Regions from separate parts of the Homo sapiens genome. Here region 2 is linked to region 1. Evidence: chromatin contacts called from ENCODE Hi-C data. All regions are on one chromosome and are shown on one strand. Each heading gives the region's core, a stretch centred on a gene start or an enhancer-like site at or near the end of the contact. The rest is flanking DNA. Distances are from core to core; before and after follow the strand shown.

Region 1 (7,007 bases), core at 2,987-5,486:
CATATCAGTTTCAGTTTTTTATATTCTTACTTTAAGTATAGCCATCTATAGTCTTGTGAAATTTTCATAAATCACATTTTTTTTTTCAGAGTGGGAAAGCAAACTGTATGTTTGAAAAGAGGATTTGAAAAAAAGGCAAATGGAAATTTGACAGTAAATGCATTTAATGGGAAAAGAACAATATGCCATATTTACTTACTTAATACCTGGTATGATTTGGTTGTGTCTCCACTCAAATCTCATCTTGAACTATAGCTCCCACAGTTCCCACGTGTTGTGGGAGGGAACTGTTAGGAGGTAATTGAATCATAGGGGTGGGTCTTTCCCATGCTGTTCTCATGATAGTGAATAAGTCTCATAAGATCTGATGGTTTTATAAAGAGGTGTTTCCGTGAACAAGTTCTCTTCTTTTGTCTAACGCCATGTGAGACATGCCTTTCACCTTCCACCATCATTGTGAGGCCTCCCCAGCCACGTGGAACCGTGAGTCCATGAAACCTCTTTCTTTTGTAAATTGCCCAGTTTCAGGCATGTCTTTATCAGCAGCAGCATGAAAACAGACTAATACAATACCCGTCCCCCTTTATTTAGGTTATGTGATATAGTAATAGCAATGAATGAGCATGTGATTCCTCATTTACTTCCTGCATTGAGAAATTTTATTAACCATTAAATCCTTGTCTCCCCTCAATTTTTACTAAAACCAATAATTTTATAAATGTTTAAAAATATCTCAGGCAGAGATCATTAAGAACATCTTCCATATTTTCTTTAATGATTACTTTTATTCTGATAAATGTCACTGCTTTAGGAAGGCTTTGAAAATTCCCATAGTGTGTGTAGGTATATTCACATATTTTTTAAAGGAGGCAAATTCATGAGATTAATTAAACATTTCACTTCATTTTATATTTCATTATTAACATGTTTTGTCAAAGGAGCTAAAAGTTGGGCAACTGTTATAATAACAAAGTCCTATTTGTTTTTGTTGTTGTTGTTAACAAATAACTCATCATATTAGTCCATTTTCATGCTGCTTATAAAGACATACCTGAGACTGGGAAGAAAAGGAGGTTTAATTGGAGGTACAGTTCCACATGGCTAGGGAGGCCTCAGAATCATGGCAGGATATGAAAGGCACTTCTTACATGGCGGCGGCAAGAGAAAATGAGGATGCAAAAGCAGAAACCCCTGATAAAACCATCAGATCTCAGAAGACTTATTCACTATCATGAGAACACTATGAAGAAAACCATCCCCATGATTCAAATGATCTCCCACCAGCTCCCTCCCACAACACTTGGGAATTATGGGAGTACAATTCAAGATAAGATTTGGGTGGGAACTCAGAGCCAAACCATGTCATTTGGCATTTGTAAATATTTGCACAGGGAGAATTAGAAAAATGATATTTTACCTGTTATGGTCTGAACATTTGTACCTTTCCAAAATTCACATGTTGAAACTCTAATCCCCAAAATGATGGTATAAGGAGGTGGGGCTTTTGGAAAATGATTAGGTCATCGGAGTAAAGCCTTCATGAATGAAATGAGTGACTTTATAAAATAAGTCTGAGAGAGACCTCCCCCTGAGCTGTTCCGCCATTTGAATTTATAGCAAAAAAACAGATGTTTATGAACCAGCAAGTAGGCTGACCCTCACCAGATACCTAATCTGCTGGTGCCTTGATCTTAAACTTCCCTGCCTCTAAAACTATGAAAAATAAATGTCTGTCATTTATAAGCTACATAGTATGTATCAATTTATTACAGCAATTCAAACAGACTAAGAGAAAATTAGTACTAAAGAGTGGGGGTGCTCTATGCTATAACATATACCTAAACATATGGAAGTGGGGACGTTTTGGGATTGGGTAGTGGGTAGAGGCTAAAAGAGTTTCAAAGTGCATGGTAGAAAAAGTCAACACAGCTCTGAAAGGATCTTTAGAATGTGAGTCTGGTGTGAGCTCTGAAGGACAGGAGAAAAGCTGTAGAGAAAGCTGGAATTTTCTTAGAGACTAAGTAGTCAAGAATATAATGCTGGCAGAAATAAGCTTGGTAAAGGTCACACTGATGAAGTTTCAGGTTGAAATGAGGAACATGTCATTGGAAAATGGAGAAAAGGTCACTCTCTTAATAAAGGAGTAAAGAATTTGGCTGAATTTTCCTCGTGTTTTCAGGAAAGTAGAAATTGTAAGCACTGAAATAGAATATTTGGCTGAGGAAATTTCTGAGCAAAGTATTGGAAGAGTGGCCTGGTTCCTCTTGCCTGCTGATAGTAAAATATGCAAAGAGAAAAATGATTTAAAATTGATTGTAACCAAAAGGGAAGCAGAACTTCAAAATCTTGAAGCAGATTCAGCCTATCTACATTGGAAAGCATGAGGAAACCTGTTTGGGAGAGAACAAGTGTGGGCCAACCAACTGTTGGATAAGTAGATTAGTATGGATAGGCCACCTCAATGGAAGGTAGGTGCTATTCATCAAAAATAATGAAAGGGTTATGCTGCCATCTAAACAGAAGCCAGGGCTTATTGTAAAAGGCAATGGAAGAATGACCCTGAAGGCATTTTAGAGATTGTCTATGCTGCCATTCCCATCACGAGCCCAGAATTCCAGGGTCTGGGGGGCAGAAGTTTATCAAAAGAGAGACCACCACTGATTATAACAGCCTCCTCACATTGCAGTCTCCACTCCCCGCACTCTGCAGTTCTCCTCCTCAGTCACCCCACCAGTGAAATCAGCAGCCTTAGCGAAGTGTGTATTTCACCCAGGAAAGCAGAGGGGATGTGACTAGATTTCAAAGGATGCCCTGAGAGAGCTAGAAGGTCCAGGCAGAGAACCCACAGGGATGGGCCCACCTCAGAGAACTGCCATGGGGACAGGCTATCACAGAGAGCACCAACTAAGGTAATGCCAGCAGAGCCATGGGGGCAAGGCTGCCTCCATGAACCCAGATTTCAGCACTGGAGAGCTGCAGCCCTTACAATTTGATATATTTTGCCCTGTTGGTGTTGGACTTGATCTGGGCCTGTGTGTATATGAATGCACATACATACATGCATGCATCCATATCTACATCTACATAAACATATATACATATAAATAATATCAGATTTTCAGCAAACATGAGGTGTGTGTATTTTAGTTCCTTGCATGTCATCTCAGAAATTGAGGTCACAGGAATAGATTAAAACAGGCTCTTTTTTGTCTTCAATATTTTATTCTCAGAAAAATCTTTCTTAACTACTCTACACCCTGATCTATATTCTCTTCATGTTGTCAATGATTATGTTGTACTCCCAATTTCCAGGACAGCAGAACAGATATGCTTTTTTTTTTTCTTTGTGCTTTAAATGCTACAAATGAAAATTACTGGTTTAAGACACAGTTTAATTTGTAATCACATTTGGCTTTGCCAAATTAATGAGTATATTCTAATTGATAAATGCTGCAATTTTTTTCATACTAAACACTTGTCTCCTTCTATCCACGATTTTATTTCTAAAATGTTATGTTTTAAAGCAAAGCTTCAAACAATAGGTGTTTGTGTATGAGTGGTATACGTATGCGAGTGTATGTGTTTAATTTTTTTCCAAAGGAAAAATTAAGTGTTCTTAATTTTGTGCTTGAAATACAGAAATACATTTTTTTTGCACACAGATGTCTACTTCTAAAACTGATAAGCCCATGTGTCTTTTTTCTAACCTAAATCAGCTTATAATATCGTTGATCATACCACATTGCTAAAGGTCAAAGCACTTTTTAACAGATGTATAGGTACTTTAATGTCAAGTCAGAAAGAAACATGCTCCCTTATTATAAAATATTTACTAACAGATAAAATATAACACCCACACAGATACTGAAATGTTGTTCTAATGATTAGCCGTCCTTTTATTAATTAGTTTATTTTTGAAGCCCTTTGTATAAAGATGGCTAGATCCCTGGAAAGCTGGTAAACTTTTTAGATTTATTTTTATCTATAATCACATCCAAAAACATTGCCAGATGTATTAGGCTGTTGTTGCACTGCTATAAAGAAATACCTGAGACTAGGTAACTTATAAGAAGAGATATTTAATTGGCTCACGGTTCTGCAGGCTGTGTAGGAAGCATAGTGATACCTGCTTCTGGAGAGGCCTCAGGGAGCTCTTAGTCATGGCAGAAAGTGAGGCAGGACCAGGCCCGTCACGATGAGACCAGGAGCAAGAGAGATGGGAGGAGGCACTACTCACCTGTAAACAATGAGATCTTGTGAGAATTCACTCACTATCACAAGAACAGCACTAAGGGGATGGTATTCATGAGGGATCCACCCCCATGATCCAATCACCTCCCATCACACTCCACCTCCAACATTGGGGATTACAGTTCAACATGAGATTTGGGTGAGGTCACATATCCAAATTATATCACCAGATTAGGATTTTTGTTTTGTCTTAAGCAGTCTTTATATTCAAGGACAAGTGAGGAAGACTTCCTCAAATAGTTTTTGTTTTAAGTAATCTGACCTATTTTGGGGAAAGAAATGAGAAGTTCTTCTACAAAAGTGATTGATTCTCCACTAAATTGTTATAGTTTCATGATTCCTAAAAATGGGTTTATGCTATAGAGATTTGATATCTCCTATACGCCACTCTCAGGTTGGCCCTCTCCATTACAAGGCAAGGAAGGGGAGGAAATGGACTCAAATCTCTCAGCCTCACCTCTATCCTTTCTGACTCCAAGAGGTGATGGAGAGAGGAAAGAAAGGAAAGAGAAGGCAAGCATGACAAAACTTCTCTACCTTTGAGTCATTTTTAAAGCCACAAAAGGTGGAATTCAGCTATCTTCATCAGCAAAATGAGATGGGTGATGAGTGGGTTGGCCAGATGACAAATTGCTAAGCATCACTCTCACTAAATGTTGTATACGTAACCTCCACAGCTCCAGCAAGCTCTCAGGAATATAACCCAAGGGTCCATGCATATAAGCTAAGGAAATTTTATAATATTTCTCCATTTACTTCTCATATCTTCAACAATAAGTTATATGAGGTACCTGCCAAAAGCAGAGGTAACTTCTATTTTTTAGTATTTTAAAATAATTAACAAAGTATACATTTTATAAAACTAAGAGATCAAACATTGAATTATTACAATGCTTATCTATTTCCTATTCAAAAAATTGCATCATATTGTATCTTAACACACTGAGTTTCACATTTTTCTGGGGAAATTTTCTTATGTAGAGTTGTGAGGAGTTTCAGAACCTCACTGTTGGAGGGCAAGTGACCACTGGTTTTGCATGTGACCTACTGTGTTCTGCAAAAGTACAGCACATTGTCTGCACATTTCTAAACATTCATGAATCAAAACGAAGGAACAGTGATTACATCCTTTTATATATTTTTAAAAGGTTTCACGTCTATTAATGACATGAAATATTCAACAGAAAAATTTAAAAATTATTTCACACGAGAGATATATGCATTTCATATTTCTTATATTGTAATAAATAAAATAGGTTTTGTTGAAAATGGTAAACACAATATTTGTTGTGACTTTCTTGACTTTAATAGTCAATACTAAATTTATTTAGCTTTTATTATAGGCTTTTTCCACAAAAAGAGGAAAGAATTATTATGTGACTATTTGAGTGTCAAGGGGCTTGCTTCAGGTGTATAAGAGGGAATTGTCTAAGTTTAATTTCTCTTTAATTTTTCTGAAAATATTTCACACAGGATCAAGAACATCTTGATAAAGAAAAGATAGTGTTCTTTTGCAAATGCAAATAACAACATAAAAATCATCTCCCTTGTCAGCGAGAAATGTTCTACTCAGACAGAAAGTAAATGTTTGCCTATAATATCTCATACTTAGAAATGGATTGGATATACATACATCAAATTTACATTCTATAAATTATCCACATGAAGTCCTAATATTTACCTCCATTATGCATTGCTGGAGTAATAGGAAGTACACACAGCCAAAGTTATGTTTATTGAAACCTCTTTTGTTACTTCTGCAATCTACCTTATCAAGAAGAGTCTTGCATAAGAACCTTGGTGGCAATAGCTCTGAAGTGATCATCTGATCCAAATATATATTTACTGCATTAAATACATTTTATTTAACTCAGAAAATTAAAAATATACAAAATGCAGATTACAAGTATTAGGGAGGATGTGGAGAAAAGGGAAAGCTTGTATTTTGTGTGTGAAACTGTAAAATAGTACAACCACTACAGAAAACTGCATGGAGGTTCCTTAAGAAGCTAAAAATTAAATTACCATATGATCCAGCAATCTGATTTCTGAGTGTATGTCTAAAATACATGAAATCAGCATGATGAAGAGATATCTGCACTTCAGATATTGAAGTATCATTCATAACAGCCAAGTTACGGAATCAACCAAGTGTCCATCAGAGATGAATGAATAAAGAAAAGGTGGTATATATATACAATGGAATATTATTCAGCATTAAGAGAGGGAAATTCTGTCATCTGCAACAAAATGAATAAACCTGGAAGACCAATATGCTTTGGCCCTGTGTCCCCATGCAAATCTCATCTAGAATTGTAATCCCCACATTTCAGGGGTGGAGCCTGATGGGAGGTGATTGAATCATGGGGGCGGACATCCCCCTGGCTGTTAGCATGATAGTGATAGAGTTCTCATGAGATCTGATTATTTGAATGTGTGTGGCACTTCCCGTTTTGTGCTCTCTCCTGTCACTATGTACCTTGCTTTCTCTTTGCCTTCCGCCATGATTGTAACCTTCCTGAGTCCTCTACAGCCATGAACTATGAGTCAATTAAAACTTTTTTTTATAAGTTACCCAGTCTCAGGTAGTTCTTCATAGCAATGTGAAAATGGACTAATACAGAAAGCTGGTACCGGGAAAGTGTGGCACTGCTACAAAGATACCTGAAAATGTGGAAGTGACTTTGGAACTGGGTAACGGGCAGAGGTTGGGAGAGTTTGGAGGGCTCAGAAGAAGACGGGAAGATATGGGAAAG
Region 2 (7,007 bases), core at 1,414-3,913, 81 kb before region 1:
TCTCTGGCCATTGTACTCCACCATGAACCCACAGCTGGAGCATCTTTCCAGACCATATATCTGATTACCTCACTGTCCTGCTATGAACAAACAAAACCTAGCTAGCAAAGCAAAATCTAAGCTCCTAAACCAGCTAGCAGAATCCTTCTTGGCACTAAAGTCGTGTAATGTCCCGTCGTCCCCCCAACCCCCACCCCTGCATCCCCAACCCAGGAGCTTCAGCCACAGCCAACTCCTCACAGGCTTTCCAGTCTCTGTTGCAGCACTTTTTTTTTTTTAATTTGCTGTGGATAGTCATTCTTTTAATACCATCTTTTAAGATCCAGCTCAAAAACTATCAGTACTTTGACACTTTTGCCCAATTGCCTTTCATGTACTGACTTTATTTAACACATGGCATTTAATTAAACTTAATTTAATTAACAAAAATTTATCTCTACTACAGCCCTTCAGGATGGTTTGGACATGGGAGCTCAGGCATATTTATCTTTATATATCCCTGGCCCCCCTTTTAAAGTTTGGTACAAAGTAGAAGCACAAGAAATACACGGGAACTGAATGAATAAGAGGAAAATTGAATTACGATCAAAGAAGAGGGACAGGGGAAGTAGGGAAAGAAGGAAGAACATAGCACAATCCTAAATGCAAACTGTGGTTTCCATAGCCGTTGGTAGAGGAGTTGTAGTGAAAACTTCCAGAATGTCAGTAACTCTAAATATCCTCAATATCTCCTGTTGGTGGTTTGTTTGAAAATACTTCAGGAACCTAGAAGGTAGAGTGAAGGAGAAATGTGATTTGAATTTCAGTGGCCTGCTGGGTGTTGGTTGTCAGGACATAATGACCAAAGACAACCTTTAACTTCCTTCTGCTTCCTCTGGGGGAATCACACTGTCATGGCCAGGAAAGATACCATCTGTTGGCCAAGAAGGATACCATGTGTGAAATGGAAAGTCCAGATCAAGTCTTGGACACAAGTGAAAATATCTTCACCACAAAACAAAAACAAACAAAAACCCACACACAAATTAGTGCTAATCATTACCCTTTAGCCAAAAGATTATCAGATGAATAGACAATCTCTAAAAGTGGTTTTCAAAAGATAGGATCATATTTAGAGATTATCATTTCTTCCGTGGCTCCTTAAAGAAGCAATTTTCTCTGGATGCATCCCCCACAGAATGGTTTGGGCAACTGCCTTGTGTGGTCAAGTTAGAAGTTCTGGGTTAGTTTCAAATCTGCAATTGATTCTGTGTGTGATCTTGGTCTGACCATATAACCAAACAACCAACCCAAACTTCTGAATCCATGGTAGGAAGGATTTAGATTTCAATTACAAGAAATTCTTCAGGTCCTATTTAATGCATTAAAGTAATCAAATCTTGTAGTAAAAACCTGTATGTTCAAATATCATATAACTCAAAGTAACTCTTCTTGCCCCCTCTGACAGTTTTCAGCATACTAGATGTCTAGAGGGTAATTCAAAATATGTCTCTTCCTGTACTTAATATTTTAAATTACATTGAGTTTCACCAATTTGCAATTCACTATACTGAAATCTTAACTCACTCTCATACTACCAAGAGTTAAAGATATTTCCTTAGAGCTGAATTTATAACCTGAGAAATAGATCAAGTCCTCTGTGATTATCAGGCATCAAATCATGCTATAAGGTATGCATTTCAAACAGTTTATTTTTTATTTAACTCTTTAATTCTTTTTAAAACAGGCTGAACAGAGAGGCTTAACAATCTAGAATGCTATAAATCAAATAAACAAGACTGCCATGAAATGTCACAGTATACTCACAAATCAAAGTAAAAAAACTTTGATTGCTTTTGACAAACTCAAAGGGCAGCTTCTCCCTGCCGGAAGGGATGAAGAAAGCCCAATTCTCTTAAGAACAACAAATGATTGTCTACAGTGACCGATCTGTCTGCATGGGTCAGCACTCCTTTCCGGACCAACAGAGCAAGAAGGAAATCAAGTCCCAGCATAGCAGGAAGCTGGCTGGCCAGGTTCCCCTTTCTGATGGGGTGATGCTACGGCCACTATCCCATCACATCATTGCTGCCTCTGCTGATTTTCTAACAGAGACCGACAGTCTCTCTTGTACCCAAGAGCAATCCAGAAAGAGATTCACAAGCAGCTTAGCGAACTTCTCGAAAGCATTCATTGATTCTAAGAATCTTAGCCAAAAAAAGAACAACAACAAAACAACAACAACAACACTCATTAAGCTTTCACAAAAATCCTTAGAAGAGAATTCTGAGTACCTGGCCCCAGAATGTGGTGATCTGGGCTAGGTCATCTACCTCGGGGTGCGGTAGCTCATCTGGTCTCAGGGATTTTAGGTCTGTAGAAGTGTTATTATCCACAGTCCCAGTTTTAGGATGGCTCCGCTCTCTCACTTTCTCCCTCCTGGAGCCGCTACGGCCAGTCTGCTGGTGGCTTTGCACTATTCTTGCCACCACTTTATTAGTTCTTCCGCTCACCTCCATGTATTCATCTTGACACAGGCAAAAAGGGAGGAAAAACAAAGCCAGCAGTTGCCAATAGATGAGCTGCCTCCAAAGCATGATTCTCAACAGAGCCTCAGAGTCTCCCTGAGAAGACAGCAGAGCTCCAGGAGCGTGGTCTCCTCGGGCAGATGCCAGGACTGGAGCTGAGAGCTGCAGCGGCGGAGTGGTTTTATACTTTGGTGTGTAATAAATAAGGCTGTAGGCATGCCAGAGTGACAGCAGCCCTCCTCCCCAGGCAGAACAGCCCCCATTCATCATTTTCCCACACCACAAGCAAGAACGATTTGTGTGCACAGTTCCCAGTTGGCGAAATTCATAAATGTCACACCTTGGCACGTTTCTGTTGAAGTGTGAAGAAAACATACACAACCAGCTGGGAACAGAGAGCATGTGTCCAGCAGTTTGCTTTTGTGATTAGACATGGAAAGGCTGTGTATTTGCAGTCTAAAAAGCCTTTTGGAAAAATCTACCCTTGTGCTTGCCAGGAAATTCAGGCTTAACTGCATCAGTTTTGTCTGAAATAGCAGTGGGAACCCATTCAGGGCTTTCACGACAGCTCTTGGTTTCTAGCTGTACTGTTAGTATTTCCCCACTTTGGCCCACTTAAGGTAACTCATTTCCCCTTCCGGATACCAGTGGCAGAAGGCAGTTGGTTGCCTACAAAACACTGAGCAGGATTCAGGTGCAGTGTCTCTGGGTTTAGCAAAGGTATTTCGCCACCCTCAGCTTTACTTCTTTTCCCCATGACTTCCCAAAAGCCAAAATTAAATCAAAGTTAACTAAGTCACTTATTGTCAGATGAAGATACAACACCCTGCTTTGTGTTAAGAGAAGGCTGTCTCTGGCTCCTCTTTCTTTTGACATATTCTTGATTAAAATAGAAACGGGGCCGGGCACAGTGGCTCATGCCTGTAATCCCAGCACCTTGAGAGCCCAAGACAGGTAGATCCCTTGAGCCCAGAAATTCGAGGCCAGCCTGGGCAACTTAGTGAGACCCTGTCTCTACTTAAAAAATAAATAAATAACAAAACTGAAGAAGTGGAAAGCACCAAACACGTTATTTCAAACACAGCGTATCCAGATTAAGAGGATTCTCATGTCTTTGCTTTAGTTGCTATACTTTTATTAATTCAGCCAAAAAGAAAATGGACATTCCTAATTGCTTCAGGATAATAAATTAAGAGAATTTAAACAGTTTTGTCATCAAAAATTGCTTCTATTTACATATGATTTTATTTATATTACTCATTCACTCGCTTAAGAAAATGTTACTGGCCTTCTCTCATGAAAACTGGAGAGACCCAGGACCGTAAATAGCATGGGTGGCAAGCGTCTGATGAGAAGGGGGCGAGGAGGCACTGTGGGAAACTGAGGCTTGGAGAAGCTCAGCCTGCTGATGAAGAGTCAGAGCAGCTGGGGAAAGGGGAGAGGAGAGAGAGCTGTTGACAGCTGCCCCCATTGCTCAGCCAAGGGCCTGAGAACCAAGAGCCATCTCTGGAAGTGGCCAGAACTGTCAAAACTAGCCTGGCCCCTCCTGCAGCTACCAGAACAGCCGCTTCCAGAGTCCACACTTATACATGGAAAGGGTTTGGTGCTGGGGACGGAGGGAGAGAGTTACTCTGTGAACTAAAAGCTCTCCAGGCCACAGTTCAGGGGCCTTGGGAGTCATGTTCAGTCCAAGCAGTCAGTTCCCACCTAGTAGGGCATAAAAATTCAGCCATCTCTGTGCTACAAGTCTACCCTTGAGCATCTAAACCTTCCTCACTGGAGGATTCCTTGAGTTCTGTCATGTCCACCATTAAAAGGTAGATGTCCCTGGGAAGGGAAGTGTGTCAAACTGTTATTCTTAGTAACTGAGGATTTTCTTCCCAGACCTGGAGCTGGAGCTGGGGAAAGGATGGCGCCTGTGTTTGGAGGGTGAGCAAGTGGATGGGCTTTTGCTGTGGGAAGGAAAGCCCAGAGCAGTGTCTCAGTGGGGGTGTTCCCTCCTCAGGGAGGCCCAGAGAAAATGTCACAGGGAGACCACAAAGCAAGCAGTGGCTCTGAAATCTAGGTCACCCAATTCACAGGTTTTCCAAGAGCTGTCTCTGGCTCTCACCATCATGCATCCCCCACGAAGTGGGCCATACTGCTAAGTAACTATAAATCAGCCTCTGACTTTCTACCGCATTGAGACTTTCCATTCGTGTTTTCAATCCTGTCATCTATTCTAGTGGTTCTCAACCCTGGCTGCATATTAAACCAAGGAGCTTCTAAAAATATTAATGCCTGGACTCTATCCCAGACCAATTGAGTCAGAATCTGTACTGGGGCCTGGGCAGTTTTTAAAAGCTTCCCTCAGATGATTCTAAGGTGCATCCAGGGTTAGGAATCACTGATCCATCCTCTCATTGACTCAAAAGGAATAAATAATAATATCCATAATTTGTTAAGCACTTACCATGTGCTAGCCAAGTACTACTTTGCTTTATCTCACTGACTTCTGTTGGCAAACCTATGATCCCATCTTATAGATGAGGTGATAGAAGCTTGCAGAGGTAAAGTGACTTGTCTTGTGTTATGCAGCTGGAAAGAACTGGACTCCATCTGTCTTTCCAGAGTGAGTTCTCCTGCCTTGCTATAGAGAAAGATCTACAGAGAAGGATTCTGCAAAGAAGGATCTCTCCTTCTCTCTGCCATTGGCCCATTATTGATCTCTCCCAAGAAATCAATAATGGGTCAATGGCAGAGAGAAGAAGGTCAGTCTGAGAGCTGCCAGGGAGCCTGCCTTCAAGAATTGGGGTCAGAAAGTATTATGGGTTGGATTATGTACCCCCAAAAGAAACTTAAGTCCTAATCCCTAGTACCTGCAAATATGACCTATTTAAAAATAGGGATTGTTAAAGTAAATGAAAATAGACACCAGGCCTGAAGAATCCCTTAGCAGACAAAGCCAATTAGGTTTCATAAGTGGCCTTAACCTTGCTTGGTTTGCAAACATAGGCAAAACTTAACTTCAGCAACTTTTTGTAAATGCCTATATTAAAGAAAAACACAATGTAAGTTAAATGACTCAGAAGCTTTCCAATGGGAGAGACCAAATAAGGCAATTGTACAACTGTAACCAATCAACTATTTTATTTGCTTTATATCTGTGTTTGTCCTGTAGAAGCCTCCCCACCCCTTGTGCTCCCTTGGTAGAGCTCCTGAACCTCTTCTGGTTTAGACTCATGCCTGAGTCATGAATTGCTGTTTGCTCAAACTCTTTAAAACTGTATTGTGCCTCAGTTTACTTTTGAATAGGTCTTTAAAGGTGATCAACTTAAGATGAGGTCATTAGGGTGGGCCCTGACCCAAAATGACTGTGTCTTTATAAAAAGGGAGAACTTAGACACAGAGGCAGACATGCACACAGGAGAACACTATGTGAAAATGAAAGCAGGGATGAGGGTAATGCATTTACAAGCCAAGGAATACCAAAGATTGCCAGCAGACCACCAGAAGGTAGGTGAGAAGCGTGGAACAGATGATTCTCTCACAACCCTTAGGGGGAACCAACCCTGCTAACACCTTGATCTCAGACGTTGAGACTCCAAAACTGTGACACAATAAATTTCACTGTTTAAGTCATCTCATTTGTAGCATTTTGCTATGTCAGTCTTAGCAAACAAATAGGGAGAACATGTATGAAAACTTTTCAAAACAACAACAAAAACACTCCAGACCCAGTAGAGGTCTGGAGTCTACACATGTACTATCTTGTACACGCAGAGATGACAGTCTGAAAAGATTTAGTAAATTACTTAAGTTCATGGGCAGTAAGTAGAAAACTGGGCCAGAGAGAAGAGTCCCTCATCTTTCAATATAGGTATCTTTTACTTCCCTCCAGTAATTTCTCATTAAATGCATTTTAAACATTGGTTTATTATTAAATCTTACTTGGTTATCATTTCATATATGCTCCAGAATGTTCCTTATGTCTAGTTTTCAAAGATGTGAATAACAATTGGGCATAATTTTTTACCTATGGGTTGAATATTAAAACCATCTAGAATCTGCCCCAGGCAACCTCCCTGGAGGTGATGAAGTCCCAGTTCTGCACAGTTGTCTCTGGCTGTGAAAGTTCACAAAAGACACCTGAGGACATCAGGCTCCTGGATACACTGGGACTGTCACTGCATCCTGCCTGCCTTGGCCCCAAGGGCCCAGTTAGGACGTTGGCAGGGCCACTAATGTGAGCAGCAGAGGTGCAGATGCATATGAATATACATGTAAAAGCCAGATCTGTGACTCAGCTTTGCAAGGCAGAGGGAAATATTTGTTTAGCTTTACAAAGGAGGCCGTTATAAGATGTGTAGGTACTCCGTGGCCTCCCCCATGGTGCTTCACTGTGGCCTAAGCCAAAAGGAGATCAGTTATGGTCTGGCCAAGGGACAGTCAAGAACTGTGTTGGACTGAACGTGTCTTTGTATCAGTGCCAACTTAAAGAGCAGCTAAAGGAGGCAACTG

The links. A loop is a pair of places that touch in the nucleus more often than their neighbours do.
Region 2: a map with no recorded cell type shows a loop between it and region 1 (2.0-fold over the local background). The contact joins the promoter of C1QTNF3 here to the promoter of C1QTNF3-AMACR in region 1. A Hi-C loop is called at or near these places in 1 of 37 single-sample maps with no recorded cell type.

The regions. Positions count from the first base shown.
Region 1 is chr5:34,120,292-34,127,298 of GRCh38, forward strand. C1QTNF3-AMACR (C1QTNF3-AMACR readthrough (NMD candidate)) reads right to left here and starts at 4,237. Exons shown (of 9, transcript NR_037951.1): 1 at 4,127-4,237. It also overlaps a transcript of C1QTNF3 not described here.
Region 2 is chr5:34,040,550-34,047,556 of GRCh38, forward strand. It overlaps C1QTNF3 (C1q and TNF related 3), which reads right to left and starts at 2,664. Exons shown (of 6, transcript NM_181435.6): 1 at 2,274-2,664. The coding sequence starts at 2,576. The region is part of intron 1 of C1QTNF3-AMACR (C1QTNF3-AMACR readthrough (NMD candidate)); the gene reads right to left.